2 separate regions of the Homo sapiens genome follow, and region 2 is linked to region 1. Evidence: read pairs that join two places in POLR2A ChIA-PET (ENCODE). Cell type or tissue: IMR-90. All regions are shown on one strand. Region 1 overlaps MAPRE2 (microtubule associated protein RP/EB family member 2). Region 2 overlaps DTNA (dystrobrevin alpha).

Region 1 (8,000 bases):
TCTTCATTTACCTTTTGAGAAACTCCTTAATTTAACCACAAATGTTGGTCTTTCCCTAAAGCCATTATTTGCTCTAAGAAATTCACTTTAGGTCAGTCTATGATGGCATTTGACTTACCGGAGCCCTGTAGGGTGGGCACAGGTACTCTTCTTGTCCCTTGATGGTCTTGCTATCAAGATGAGTCATGCCTGTTTATTCTTACAATTTTCCAGTAGATGCCTACTTGATACTGCTATTTTACAGTCCCCAGTCACTTATCCACATACCATCCTACCCAAGTACCTTACGTATGTCTTTAAGGATCAAATATTAATTTTAGAAATCATGTAATAATACAAGGAAAAGATGCATTTTTCTTACTAGCCCCATAATTAGCAAGACTTCTCTTCAAATAGATGTTAGTACTTCTCATTATTATGCAGAACACTGTTTCTTTCTTTCTTTCCTTCCTTCCTTTTTTTTTTTTTTTATGGACGGAGTTTCACTGTTATTGCCCAGGCTGGAGTGCAATGGTGCAACCTCCGCCTCCTGGGTTCAATCAAGCAATTCTGCTGTCTCAGCCTCCCGAGTAGCTGGGATTACAGGCATGCGCCACCATGCTTGGCTAATTTTGTATTTTTAGTAGAGATAGGGTTTCTCCATGTTGGTCAGGCTGGTTTTGAACTCTCAACCTCAGGTGATCCACATGCCTCAGCCTCCCAAAGTGCTGGGATTACAGGCGTGAGCTACCACACCCGGCAGAACATTGTTTCTTTTACCCAACCCCTACCCCATATTAGCATGGCATCCTTTTGACCTGTTCATATTAAGAAACTATCCCGTTGCTAAGCTGCATACCATTTAATGCCTACTCCCTTAGCTACATCAAGACTTGGAGCAAATAGAAAGAAATATTCTAATGGCCCAACTAATTAAATTATTGTAGAAGATCCCCTACTCCCTGGAAGAAGAGAGGTAGCAGTGGTTTTTTTCTTCTGATTACATGTGTAAGATGTATAAAAGACACTGCTAGACTTTTCTCCTCAAAGAATAACTGAAACTGCATTTCCCTACATTTTAGTCTGTTCAGGCTTCTATAACAAAATGCCATAAACTAGGTAGCTTTGTATAAACAACAGAAATGTATTTCTCACAGTTCTGGGGACTGGGAAGTCCAAGACCAAGGCACCAGCAGATTCAGTGTCTGGTGAGAGCCTGGTCCACATACATGGTGCCTTCTCATTGTTTCCTCAGATGGCAGAAGAGGCAAGCCCCCTTAGGCCTGTTTTATAAGGGCATTGATCTCATTCATGAGGGATCTGCCCTCACAACCTAGTTACCTCCCAAAGGCCCCACCTCTTAATACTACTGTGTTGGGGATTAGGTTTCAACGTATAGATCTGGGGGGGAACACAAACATTCAGACTATAGCACCTACCTCTTATGATGATAAAAACCCCAGCATAAAATATGAGCAGTGCCCTGCCTTGCCAGGACACTGAATATTTCTGAATTTAAACTATTGAGCAGAGAGAAGAGCAGAAAATTATGAAGAATTCTGGAGTTTCAAATAGGAATCTCCTGGCAGCGTCTGTAGAAAAGCCCAAGGGCTTCTTCCTAGGAAGAGCCATACATTTTTCATTGCCATCCTAATTTCTTTGCTTACTGAGGTAGCATTTTTGACAGATGATTTACTAATTCAATTTGCAATTTTTAATTATTTTGGCTTTCTGGGTCAAAGTATGTACATTGTTTTTTAAAAAAAAACTAGAGTGTTTTAAAGCTTAGAGATCAAAAACTACAGAATGTTGTGATACTATTACTTTGCAACTCAGAATCTGAATCTTAATATGAATAGAATTTTTCATGAAAGTTAAGGGAAATGAAAACATTTAAAATGTGGAAGGAAGGCCAGGCACATGCCTGTAGTCCCAGCTCTTTGGGAGGCCAAGGTGGGAGGATTGCTTCAGCTCAGGAATTTGAGAACAGCCTGGGCAACATGGCAAAACCCCGTCTTTTCAAAAAATACAAAAATTAGCCAAGCATGGTGGCACACACCTGTAGTCCCAGCTACTCAGGAGGCTGAGGTGGGAGGATCACTTGAGCCTGGGGTTCAAGGCTGCAATGAGCCATGTTCATGCCACTACACTCCAACCTGGGCAACAAAGTGGAACCCTGTCCCAAAAAAATAAAATATAGAAGGAGTCATCAGTAATATTAGCAAATATTTATTGAGCACATATTAAGTGTCAGCTATTATCCTAAGAACTTAATATGTATTCAGCAATTCTAAAAGACAGATCATATTATTACCCTCCACTTTAAAGTTGAGGAAACTGAGGCACGGAGAGGTTTAGTAACTTGCCAGGGTCACACACTAGAAGGAGAGGACTTAAGATTTAAGGCCTGACTCTGTGATTCCAGAATCCATGCTCTTTCATCATTATATTATATTGCGTCTCTCATATGTCATGGATGTGGTCTTGTTTTCTCCTCTTACCTCCTCCCCACACTATGCTGAACCACGGTAAATTTCACAACCAAATTCAAATTACATGGTGTATGGAGGATATACAAAGCTCTGCAATGTTGCTTAGGCTTGAGACAGCAGAACATATGCTGTTGTATTGCGATGACATTTTTTTTTATCGTGATTTTTCAAAAGTTCAAAAACATTTCCTTTCATCCTTACAGTAGGTTCTAGGGTGAGAGAGAGTTACTATACTGTAGAGTTACTGTCTACATTTATAGATGCAGGAAATGTTAAAACCATTTGTTCCAGGCCTCTTATTAGCTCAAAAGCAGAAGTGTATACAAAGCCAAGAATATTGAGCCCTAGATTAGTAGAATTACTAATCTCTGATTTCTTAATCCTTCAAGTCAATTAGCTCTCCGTGTGAATGGTCTGGGTGATTTGAAAGTGAAGGATAGATGCAATTGGCATGTATTTGGGCACTCAGAGTCTGTTCCTTCACACAGAGCTCTGCAGAGGAGGGCGAGGGTCTCCACTGTTGTCCTCCCTGCACTGGAAGGCAGACCATCCTAGCCCTTTTTAAAACAGCATTGGGTCATTAATCTTATATAGCTGTTCCTGATATGTGTTGAAATATTAATTCTATAACTAAACCCCATGTGCTCATCTGATGGATCATTCCTTTTCTCTCCATAGGAATAATATCAGATTTTACTTCTCAGCCTAGCTGTAAACCTCGCCAGGCCACACAAGACAGTGACTTAGGATTCATTCTTAGTTTCCACAGCAGAATATCATAGATTGTCTGTGAACCTATTTTTCTTTATTATTGATACTTTTTTTTGTTGCTTAGTATATTGGGCAGGAATCGAAAACAGCTTTGACTTGTAGAATTTTCTAGAATCCCTTTGAATTGGGTGAACTACACTATAACTCAACTTTGTCTTGCTCAATCATTGTTCCCCCATTGCCTGGCCTGTAGAAGGTCCTCATATAATTATTGAGTTGATGAGTTTAAGTTGAATCATTGCAGCATTCATCTTGATCAAGGAAGATGTAGTACTCAGTCAACACATGGCTGTTTTTGAAGTGCTCTCCAGTCATTTCCATCACCTGAGAAGCCCCTTACACTGTAACTTAGAAAGTATGCTAGTACACTACACAGTAGCTCAGAAAATGTTTCCTTTTGAAATTTTGTTTCAATAGTTTTTGGGGTACAGATGGTTTTTGGCTATATGGATAAGTCGTTTTATGGAGATTTCTGAGATTTTAGTGCACCCATCACCTGAGCAGTATACACTGTACCCAATATGTACTCTTTTATCCCACACTCAGCCCCCAACCTTCCCCACCCCCGAATCCCCAAAGTCTGTCATATCACTCTTATGCCTTTGCATCCTCATAGCTTAGCTCCCACTTAGAAATGAGAACACGCACTATTTGATTTTTCATTCCTGAGTTATTTCACTTAGAATAATGGTCTCCAGCTCCATCCAAGTTGCTGCAAAATATATTATTTCATTCCTTTTTATGGCTGAGTAGTATTCCGTGATGTATATATACCACATTCTCTTTATCCACTCATTGGTTGATGGGCACTTAGGTTGGTTCCATATCTTTGCTATTGTGAATTGTGCTGCTATAAACATGTGTGTGCATGTGTCTTTTTCATATAATTACTTCTAGAAAATGTTTCTTACCAGTTCCTACTTTTTGGATTCCTTGCTCTTTTTGTGAAAGCTTTACCTGAATTCTCAGTCATTCTTTTTTACTAATTGATTTAGTTTGTCAACAAATGTTTGTTGAAGCACTGTAAGAGATTCTGGAGATACATAGTGATTCTGACAAGACCTGTTTTCAAGGAAATTAAATCCTAGTGGGAAAATCTGACAATAAATAGGCAATAGTAATAGAGGCGAGTTCCTTCAGCATATATAGGAAGAACACCTGAGCTAGTCTTAAACATCTTCTATAAAGGTTTCTGAAAAAAGTAAAGTTCAAGCAAAACTTAATGTATAAGTAGATGTTAGCCAAACGGAGGTGTATTGAAGAGCATTCCAGGCAGAAAGACAAGGATGCTGAAGTCGAAAGAATGTGCTCCATTCAGTAAAGTGCATGTTGTTCAGTGTGGATGTTGAGATATGAGACTGCAGAGGGAAGCGGGGCTCTTCTTATTGCTACAAAAATAAAATCACAAACTTAGCAGCTTAAAACAACACTTATGCATTATTTCACAGATTGTAAAGTCCAGGCACAACTTAGCTGGGTTATCTGTTTTAGGATCTCACCAGACTATAATCCAGGTATCCACTGGGGTGGTGGTCTCATGAAAGGCTCAACTGGGGAAAGATTTGTTTCCAAGCCCCCTCAAGTTGTTGACTTGAGGCTGCAGGACCAAGGCTTCAGTTTCTTGCTGAAGGCCACCCTCAGTTCCTAGAGGCCACTTGCACCTCCATGCCTTATGGGCTTTTCCAACAAAGATGCTTACTTCGTGGCAACTGCTTCTTCAGGGCAGTAGGGGAAGTCTCTCTGGTGTGTTTGTCAGCAAGACAGTCATGTAGTAACATAATGGTAAGAGTGACTCCCATTACCTTTGCCATGTTCTGTGGGTTAGAGTCAGGTCACGGGTCTTACATACACTCAAGGGGAGGCTATCATACAAAAGCATGAACACCAGGAGGTGGAGATCATTAGGGTAAGGGGATTACTGTAGGATTTGTTTGTCACACCGAGGTTACACTTTATAGTAGGGAGTCATGGAAAAGTTTAAGCAGAAGCATGCTTTGTATTATAGAAAACACATTAGAGAGGGCACAGTTAGAATCTCGTAAACCAGCTGAGAGGCTTTGCAGCAAACCACATGGGAGAAGACAGTGGCCTTAATGAAGGTAGTAGCCATGCGGGTGATGGAGACCGTAAGATGATACAGTCAGCAAAATTGGATGATTAATGGGTTATGGGAAGTAAAGCAGAGGAGGAAATTGGGGATAAATGTTACACACATTTCTGACTTACTAGTCGGTTGATAGAAGCAGAGATCCCTGGACCAGGAGCCTGGTGAGCATGGGGCTCACCGCGGAGTTCTCCCTTCCCTGAGCTCCAGCCTGCCCTGTGGCCTCAGACCGTGTCTCTCTTAGCCGGAGAGTCTGGATAAGATGGTGTTAATGGAGCACAACAGGCTGGCCACCATCGGAAAAACAACCGCAAACACTGGTCTTGCTAGTTATTGGTCAACAGGGGTTCTGACTGGAGTCTAAAGGACAAGACATTATACACTTAGTACTTACGTTCCCCCAAAATGACCATCCTAGTGTATAAGCTTTTTGGTTAAATGACTGCTGCGTACCAGGAGTGCAGTAGCACCCTTGATGTAGTTGTTGTGGTGACACCTGTGTGTCGTCTGCCCAGTGGGCTGGCTCAGTGTGCTGGGCTCTGTCACCATCTTCCCCTGTTACTGCAGTAAACAGGCGAAGGGGTACTCTAAATTATTGTTGGGATGTGGTGTGTGTGGTTTTCACTGGGGTGAGTGAGCCTCACCATTTCTGTTGCTCTGAGAATGATCAAAAAATAATATTTTAAATGAAGATAGTGATTGGATGTGATACTTAATGTGTTTTAAAGGACACTTAATATTTTACCAAGATGCGAGGGGTGAAAAGTCAGTAGTTTATTGAAAGAAATAGCATGTTGAAATAACTATTTAAAAGAGAATTTTTAATACTTGAGCCATTTTAAGATGCAGAACGCTTTCCTGCATTTTTCCCCCTGTGAAAAATTCTCTGAAACCAGAGTGACTCAAGCAGAGCCTGGAAAATACTGGAGAATCACATGATGGCTAAAAATAAGCACATCATCTCTAGCAGGGACAGTAAGCAGCAGGGCAGAAGTAACTCAGTATGTGAAGGCTCACACTCACTGGACATGCTCAGGAGAGTCAGGCCCTCTGTCCTTGGCAGGGGCAGGCTTTGAGACCACAAGTCAGCGAAGAGAGGTCCTCAGGTGCTGACCACTCTGTGCCACAGCAGCCATGCCCTCGGCAGGCCCCTGACCTGCAGCGCGCCTCACTCGTATGCTCTCCCAGGGGCAGAGCCATTTATTTTACACTGTAATGACCCCTAAACAGTGGATTGGGAGGGAAACCGGCTGACTCAGCTCTTGTTACTGCCCGTTTTCTCTTAAGCCCTCCCCTTGGAATCAATAGCACATGCCATTGATCACAGAATGTCTTTTTGTTGCTGTTAACATTGCAAAACATAGGTTTTGTGAAATTGCTGGACATTTGGCGACTGTTCTGTAGGGTACAGAATAGGGTTTCCTAAACTATAGCATTGCAAGTACTTTACCAAAAACACAACAAATCTTGTCTTGGGCACTCACTGCTCATACCCAGGAAAATTACTGCAGTAGCCACCTAGCTGGCCTTTCTGCAGCTCCCCTCAGCCTCCCTGGTCTGTTCTCAACACAGCAGGCAGAGTGAGCCTTTTGAAAGCAAAGCTAGATCATGTCACTCTGTTCAGGATCCTGCAGTGGCTTCCCTTTTCCCTTGCGAGGTCCTTTGCGACCTGCCCTTCCAGTACATCTCTGACCTTCTGTCTACCTACAGTATCCCATTCTTACCCTGCCTCACCCACCTGACCTGGCTGCTGAGTGGAGAAGGCAGGGCCTTTGCACCCCCATTCAGCATTTCCTCTGCCTGGCCTGCTCTGCTCCTGGCTGTCCAGACGGCCACCTTCCTCTCCTGCCTCAGGTCTTGGCTCAGGTCTCACACTTACTGTGAGAGACCTTGAAGAAGGAAGGGTTACTCCTGCAACTGGCATGTTCCCTGCAGGGAACCTGGAAGTTGTGACTATGGAGTTTGTTACAAGAGCTGTTGGCTTCTGTGAAGAATGAGACTTTTGAGCCCCGGTGACCCCACACAGGAGGTTCTCGCCTCCCGTGTCTGTGCCAGACTGCTGCAGGACTCCCAGCAAGAGGGGCACCTGGCGCTGCCCTGCTGGTGCTTGGTGTTCTGACCTCCGTTCTTCTGGGTGGCCTTGGTGTGAGTGTGGCCCATGAAAGTACCATGGGTCTGAGTTGAAAAACTGAAACTGGAGGAAGACCCATAGTGGATGCTTAGGCCTTCCATGAAATTCCTATTTAAAATTGCTACTTACCCACCCGCAGCCCAGCTCTGTCTACCCAACCCTGCTCTGCTTTTCTCTTGTTCATAGCACTTATTTTCTAGTTTATTCTATCACTTCCTAATTTATGTTATTATTTATTGTCTAGTTCCCCTGTTAGAATGTTAATTCCACAAGGACAAGCATCTTGTGCGTTTCATTCATTGTTTGATCTCAACTGCCTGTTAGCTTCCCAGGTACATAATAGGGTTATGGCTCAATAAAAATTTGCACAAATGAATGAATTAGGATAATTTAGAAGAAGCACAGACGGAGATAGATAGGGAGTGCATGGAATGGAAGGAACCTATGCCTTGGAGCCCATTGGTGGGTTATGGGTTAATCACATTTTTTGGTTCTAAAAACAAATTTATTGAAGCTGAGCATA
Region 2 (8,000 bases), 290 kb before region 1:
TGTCAGGACTGCTTCTGGAGGGGACATGCCGGTGGTTCTCATAGCAACCAGCACCAAATGAAAGAGTACACGTCATGGGTAAGGCAAGGTCCAGGCAATACTTGGAGTTGGATGTGTGAGTGTTGCCCAGAGTTAAAGGGAATATCAAGGATGGTGGCAGAATTAAAGGGCAAACTTACCTTCCATCCCAGGTCTAGTATTCAGTCCCCCTTCCTCCCACTCTCCACCCTACTGCGTGCTCTTACTTATTCTGTTGGAACCCAGTGTAGCTTCCTGAGATTTAAAATATAGGAAGACTCAAAACTATGTTACTTCTTGGAATATAGATAATTCAGTACTGATTTAAATAACAACTGAATAGCAAGGACCTTCTGGAACATAATCTTACATTCACAGTAAGTTAAAATCTTTTCCAAGTTTTGTTTTGTGGAAACGGCTTAAAAATTATTGTTAGTTTTATTTTTCTTAGATTCTGGAGTTCTTTTAAGTGCGTGACTAGAATATTAAAGAAACAAGTATGAGAGGAGAGTGTGGACTTAATAATACTGTTCCATTTTACTTTTCTGCAGAGGGTGGGGAGGGGAGATTGTGGTTATATTAGCAAACCATCTTTTCATGAAGAGTGTGAGTGACCAACCTGGCAAAGGTGGCATGTGAGTGTCTGTGTGATAGATGTATTCTCAGGAGCATGTGGTACCAGGTCTGTGGGAGGAAATGTGACTCCATGTGCTCACTGTTCAAATGGATTATGATTTACTGATGTTTATCTTCGTTAAACTCAAAGATCAGTTCCAGCAATGTTGCCCTCGTGCATCTCTTCAAGGATTGGTTTTTGTAAGGTGTACAGATTGGTTCTTGTGGGATATACCATCAGCCCTTCCAGCACCTCTTGGAATAGTTCCGTCACAAGAAAATCCAACCTATTTATGAGTTTTTCTATATTTTAATATATTTCAATTCAACCTTTAGTCTTTACTTAAAGAAGTCTTCAGAATATACATCTTAAATCAAAATGTTCTTCCTAGGAATTATTATTGGGAACCAATATTCAGTGTAAATATACTAGTACTTCATCACCGGTCAGATTCTGAATTCAAGCAACAGTTCTTCACTAAGGAAGAGTATACTGAGAACTTGCCAATTCCAATGCAACTCCTCACTGTTGTTTATGTCATGCTGAGGACAGATAGATACATTAACACGGATCATGAACTACAACTTAGTTTAGAAGAAAGGAGCTAAAACTTTCTATTTTCTTATTGTTAGCATATTACCAGTTTTCAAACTTCTACCCCATATCCTAAAAGATTTGATGTTTGAAAACTAATCAGATTTAGTTGTTTTACATAAATGCTAAATCTACATAAGGAGCCTCTTTCTTAGGGGTTGTAGACCTAACATTATATTCCAGGGCACTATCTGTACAAAGAAGGATCAGACTCCTTGAGAGGACAGAAGGCCCTGTGGTTTGTGGGGCAAAGAGCTGCTGTTGCTGCTGTCTTAACTGTTCTAAGAATTACATCTCCTAACAAAAGCCAGAGGGATTTCTTGAGCAATGCTCTTATTACTTAGCTTTTAAAAAATGAGGACAATAGTCACTTCATTATATTACCAATTATGGACTCTAGGTATAAAAGAAAGTGACAAAATTTGAAATGGTTTCTTATGGAAAGGAAAAACATGGTTAAGGTTTTATTATTATGTTGGTGCAAAAGCAATTGCGGTTTTTGCCATTACTTTCAAATGGCAAAAACCGCAATTGCTTTTGCACCAACCTAATGTATGTGGTAGGCTACTTTTTATAAAATTTTGACTGTATAACATCAGGATAAATTTCCCAACAATCTAAACGAAGAAGAGGCAGCGTGATTCTCTGGAAATAACCTGAATTTTAAATTCTGAAGACTCAGATTGAAGTTCCATTTTCACTTCTAACTGGATGTGTTCAGCCACACCTGAAACATCTTTCTTGCACCTGGATTCCCGCAAAATCTTCCACTCATCTTCATTCCAAGCCTATTTCCTCACAAACCATTTTCTGTTCTTAAGTGAGAGCAGTCCTTCTAGAATCAGGTCTGATGCTGTCATGCCTGTGATGTAAACTCTTCATGGTCTGCCTCTGTCCTGGGGATAAAGAGACAGTTCTTAACAAGCCATATAAAGATTTTGATGATCTGCCTCCTGCTTTCCTCCCCAGAAGGGCTCCCTTCACTGTTGCTGCTTCCTCCATTCTCGAATGACCTTCCCAGTCTGCTGAGTTTTTGTCAGAAGGATTCCTGCAGGCCCATTAAGTCCCAGCGCAGGTGCCCCATGCACAATGCCTGCTTCCATTTATTGTAGCATTTGCTGACACTGAGCAGCAGGAGGCAGCTTGTTCGGAAACTCTTTTCCGAGCATTGAGCAAACTTCCAGACTCAGAATCAGCACTGAAAAAGGATTTCTTCCGTAAATGAATATCTATTATGAAAAGCAAATCATTTGATAAAATATTACATAAATATTAGCTGTTGTCACTTCTGCCTTCCTTCTTCTTTCCAGAAATCACCTGCTAAGAAGCTGACTAATGCATTAAGCAAGTCCCTGAGCTGTGCTTCCAGCCGTGAACCTTTGCACCCCATGTTCCCAGATCAGCCTGAGAAGCCACTCAACTTGGCTCACATCGTGTGAGTATCCCTACCCTCCCAGTATAGAGACAATTTTCTTCAAGGGCACATGTCTGGAGCCACACAAAAGCAATTTCCTATCAGTGGTCAGCAACCAAGATTTTTAATTTAGTTTAAAAAAAAAAGTCAGAGTAATGCCATCATAATTTTTTGTTGTTGTTGAGGTGTACAGTACTTCCACCAGGCTGGACAAGTAAAGTATGCAACACTAACATAATTCACCTGGAGGTGGAAAATATTTCAGAAAGCTTAGTTATAAAATACGGATGTTAGTGGTGTCTGCACATTGGAAGTTAACAATGGGATCACTGTGGTAAAAAATGATTTACAGTATATTATTCCTTAATTTCATATGTGCTTTGAGTTCCAAATATAAAAGCTGTTTGTTTTATTTCTCTGCAGACCCAGTTTAAGATGCCAGCAAACCTAGAAATTACTTTTGTTTTTCATCCCAAGCTGTATAACTTTAGAAGAATCATAGCCTGTGCAGGGGAAGGTTGAAGAGGGGGAGTGGCGGGAAAATTTATCAGAATATCCATAGATTCTTTTCTTCAAAGTATGTGTGAGTTTCGTGGCAGAAGGTGTTGGGCCAACAAACAGTCCTTCCAGCCATCCCTGCTACCTCCCAGAAGTTTCATGCCTTTGAACCTCTCTCAGGCCTGGGTGGCCAAGATAACAAGGGGGCTTAGGTAGAAGAAACAATTTTTTCCTTGGTGTTACCTGGGGCTCATAAGAAGAAAGAGTCTCATTACCTGCTTCTATGCACAATTAGATGTCATGTAGTCACAGATGCCTCCTTATGAACTGCCTGTAGTTTTCCACACTTCAGTGGGACCTATCACACCATAGGGCCTGTGTTTGCATGTTGACATCAAGAGGTGGGTGACGGGACCTACCGGTATAGGAATTCAACAATGCAAAGTTCATGCTTCAGGCAGTTCAGCATATGATCCATAAGGGGCACTGTGGTGGGTATGAGACCTTCGTGGAAGCAGCAACTATGTTCTCTGATGGACCTTAGCAAATACCACCAAACGATTTGTGTTGGGTCACGTCTGTGAGCTTTGTATAAATACTTTGGGGCTTTGTTTTGCTTGTTCCCGGGGATGCTCTGAGGCATCTCTGACCTCAGCAGTATACACAGCCTGGAGGCTCCTGTTTCTCAGCTTACAAGCTGGCATGGGCTCAGCCTCCAGAAACTAATGTAAACTAATTCTGTAGAATGTGGCTAGCTTATTTTTGGAAATTATGTTTCTATAAATAAGCCTTAAAATAAGCCAGGGGTAAATAAATCTGGGGAATGTCCCAAAGGGCCAACCACTTGCAGAAATCTACCTCACAGATGCTTATTAAGAACCTTATTAAGATCTAGACTTTCCTTCCCATAACCAATTAGACACAATCACTAAGTTGCTAATGAATGACCACAGCGAAGTGAGAGCAGCCAGTGCTCCCTGAGCTCTGCCGAGAGTAATTTCCTACCAGCCCTGCTGGGAGTTTCACCCCAAGAGAGCAGCCTTCAACAGAGCTGCTGGGTGTCATGAAGATAGAGGGTGTGGGTGTGAATAGCCTGGCTCTAAGAGCTTTGCTGCTTCCCACTCCTCCAAAGAATTAGAACGTGATGCACTGCAACGTAAAAGTCCATTTCACAGTGAGTCCCACTGGAGTATTATCTAGCTCAGGGCCTGTACCCAGTGGGTGCTAGGATTGGGTGGTGTGTGTGTGTGTGTGCACGTGTGTGTCTGCATGAGAGAGAGAAAGAGAGGGAGAAAGAAGTATTTAATTGGCTGAGTAATAATTTTTACATTTTGACTTACGGGGCAATATAATCTGTTTTGTTATTTATTGAATTAACTGAGGGCTATAGCCTCACAATGCGTTCTTAGTTTATGTTCCATGGAGAGATTTTAAAATTCTGTACAAAATGTGTCTTCTGAGAAAAACCTCTATGTATTTTACCAGATCCTCAAGAGTCCTTGAATCAAAATACTGATCTCTACTCACTGATAACATATTTTCCCAGGATGAAAGTTTTAATTTTAAAATGCAAATTGTACAAGATATTTAATTGTTGAAATAACATACAAGACATTCTGGATGTAGAATGTTAAGTCTATATTAGAAAAGAATTTTTTTTCTATTTTTAGCCATAGAAATTTTTTCCATATTTGTTTCTTTTTCAAATGCTATTGTCATGAGTAGATATCCATGTCTTTTTTCTGAGATTTCTAATTTTAAAATGCATTGCTCATTTAACTATTCTAAATTATCATAGGCACATCAAGGCCATTGAAATGAAAAAATAAATGGTATTAAGCCTTAATCATTTACAAAGAAGAATGCTCTCTTAATCTGCTATAATGAACATGTACATGGAATTAATGAATATTCACACTTCTTCCAAATGTATGTAAATAAGATTTTGATAAATTAGACAAAAATATATGACATTCCATACCATGTCATTTTATAATAAGCCCACTACTTTTATACAGTGCTGTACAATGGAAATAAGTGAAATTTAAGAAATAAAACACACCAATACTCCCACCTCCACTTAATGCGCTTAATTTATTACTCCCAAATATGACTTAAATTATAAAGGTCTTATGCAGAAGGAATATTGTCATAGTGCAGAAATGTGTATAGTAAGACACTTTATCATTGAGTCTCTAGCAAAAATCATCCTAAAAGTATGTTCCTTAGAACTATACATAGCAATAAACATGTTTTCTAGCTATAGCTCTGTCTTGGTCATCCTCATTCCCTCTCTGATCTTTCCCCTTGCTTTACTAAATAATTTATTAAGCAATCTTTAATTGTAGTACAAACCACATCTTTGTCATTCTTTGGATGTAGTGTCACAAAAATATCCCAGTCCACATCAGTTACACCCATAGATAAGCTTACAGACAGAGGTAAGAAGGGAGCAGTGAGTGGGGTGCAAGCATTGGCAATATTGATGGGCATCCTCTGTCCTGTACTGATGACCTGAGGTTCTGGACATTGGGAATTATAGCACAGACTCAAAATAAAACATTTTTTTGCCACTGTGAAAAAGTGTGTTGATTTTGTAAATTAATACAAATTCTTCAAAGACATATTCAGAAAAAAATTCCATGATGTACATGTTTAAGTGAAGGATAACTGTATGTCCTTACATAGTGCTGAAATATGTAGAACATTATAGAGCTCATGGATATAAAATTTGATGTTGAACATTATACAGTCTTCTTAAATGCACATCTTGCTGTTTAATGATTGTGTTAAAAATTGCTGGCCAGGCACAGTGGCTCACGCCTGTAATCCCAGCACTTGGGGAGGCTGAGGCGGGCGGATCACGAGGTCAGGAGATCGAGACCATCCTGGTTAACACGATGAAACCCCGTCTGTACTAAAAATACAAAAAAAATAGCCGGGCGTGGTGGTGGGCGCCTGTAGTCCCAGCTACTCGGGATGCTGAGGCAGGAGAATGGCGTGAACCAGGGAGGCGGAGGTTGCAGTGAGCCGAGATCGCGCCACCGCACTCCAGCCTAGGCGACAGAGCAAGACGCCATCTCAAAAAAAAAAAAAAATTTTTTTTACTACATGGCACATGTATACCTACGTAACAAACCTGCAGGTTCTGCACATGTACCCCAGAACTTAAAGTAAAATAAAAAAAATGCTGTTAGTCCTCTAATATATATTGCATCCAAAGGTGAGCAGCAAAAGCATTATAAGATACAAATAAAATTAAGAAAATAATAAGTGGAAAATGCTTTATCAATACATTAGAAAATATTTTTATTACTCATTTAAAACTCAAGTTCCAACTTTTTCTTTTTTCTTCTTTTTTTATTTTTTGTAGAAATAGGGCCTCTCTATATTACCCAGGCTGGTCTGGAACTCCTAGGCTGAGATTACAAGTGTGAGCCACCATACCTGGCCACAACTTAAATGTGAAAAAATGGCAAAAATATGGCACAGTCTGACTATGTAACAAGTTAACATTTTACAGGTAGCCTTAGATACAGTAAAAAAAAAAAAAAAAAAAAATTAAATCAATAGGATTTTTAAACAGGTTGCGGTACTAATACACACACATATACACACACATACATACATTTGTATATGGAAATGAAGCATGTGACACACAGAAAATGCCATTTTTTTTTTAACTATAGCCAAGGGACTTTTTTTTTCTACCCACCTTGTAGAGAGGTGCTGCCAGTCATGAATTAGTCCTTAAATAGAAATGAGCAGGTGGTGACATTTTGGTATTTTGACATTTGTTCTTAGCTATTGTATTGCTTGTAAATATTACCATGATTAACGGTCTCTATTCTGTTCAATTCTTCGCTGCCAAAAGTGATACTTGGTAAGTAGTGCAGTCATTTCCAGTCTACTTACAAAGATGTATAATCATGATCATAAGTGGGGATGAGACACAAAACAAGTGAGCAATATGAGGCTAGTTTAGAACTAAGTCTTCTTATGCTGTACACTCAGTTCACAAGGATGCCACTTATATAAAAATGTCCTCTGTGAAGATCTTGTCCAGAAGGCCATTGTGACTTACTCTCTTTTGTGGAGCTGTTTCTTTTACATAAAACCAAATATGTTCAAAATTCCCAGTGTGAGCCATTTGTTAGATAAGGTAACTTGCCATTTGATTGTGGAAGAAATAGGAATTTCAGTCCCTCTGAAAACCATCATTTGGTGCCAGAGCTAGCCATTCTTTGTCCAAAGTTCAACATTTCAGTGGTAGACCTTAAACAAAGCCATTTGCTGAGAAACCTTGATTTCAGCTTTGTAGTGACCAGATTCAATAGAATACATTTATCAAGCTAGTTAAAAAGCATTCTAAATCCACTTGTTTTCTCATTTTTAGACAGAGCAAGAAGGAAAAATTTTTAAAAAAAGACAAAATCAGAAGTGTGGGGTCAAGTATTTTTTTCAACTCTTTGCAAAGCTACAATGAAGATATTATACTCTGTTCACTGTTTTAAAATCTAACAGACCAAACTTTTCATAATTCACAGAGGACATTTGTATAAAATTAGCATCCTTCTTCCAAAGTGCTAGTGTTCAACTCAAGGCAGAATTAGTTTTAAACTAGCCTTGCGTTGCTCCCTTATATATCAAAGATATGTCTTAGATAAGTAATGCAAAACACTAAGATTGTTTTCAGAACTTCAGTTTTGTCTAGAGTAGATAAGTAGCTGTTGTTTTGGCTTCATCCAACAGATGACATGTCTTACAAAATCTCAGAGTATAGTTTAGCACCAGCTACCTTGAAAAAAGTTTTGATGAATTTGTTATTTTTTATTTTTTTATTTTTATTTTTCCATAAGT

Evidence for each region. ChIA-PET counts read pairs that join two places held together with the same protein. Peaks named below come from ENCODE experiments on the same cell type or tissue, not always from the same donor. Only the 100,000 strongest peaks of a DNase experiment are listed, where the experiment ranks them.
Region 2: POLR2A ChIA-PET joins it to region 1 with 6 read pairs; 2 of 35 experiments call an interaction of 5 or more read pairs at or near these places.

Annotation. Positions count from the first base shown.
Region 1 is chr18:35,111,730-35,119,729 of GRCh38, forward strand. The region is part of intron 4 of MAPRE2 (microtubule associated protein RP/EB family member 2); the gene reads left to right. Among named protein-coding and RNA genes, the nearest start is that of MAPRE2, 74 kb to the left of the region's middle. In IMR-90, no CTCF peak of the experiment used is centred here; a DNase peak (open chromatin) is centred at 6,272; H3K27ac peaks cover 625 bases.
Region 2 is chr18:34,818,253-34,826,252 of GRCh38, forward strand. It overlaps DTNA (dystrobrevin alpha), which reads left to right. Exons shown (of 23, transcript NM_001386795.1): 8 at 1-78; 9 at 2,539-2,663. Among named protein-coding and RNA genes, the nearest start is that of DTNA-AS1, 55 kb to the left of the region's middle. In IMR-90, no CTCF peak of the experiment used is centred here; a DNase peak (open chromatin) is centred at 3,769; H3K27ac peaks cover 173 bases.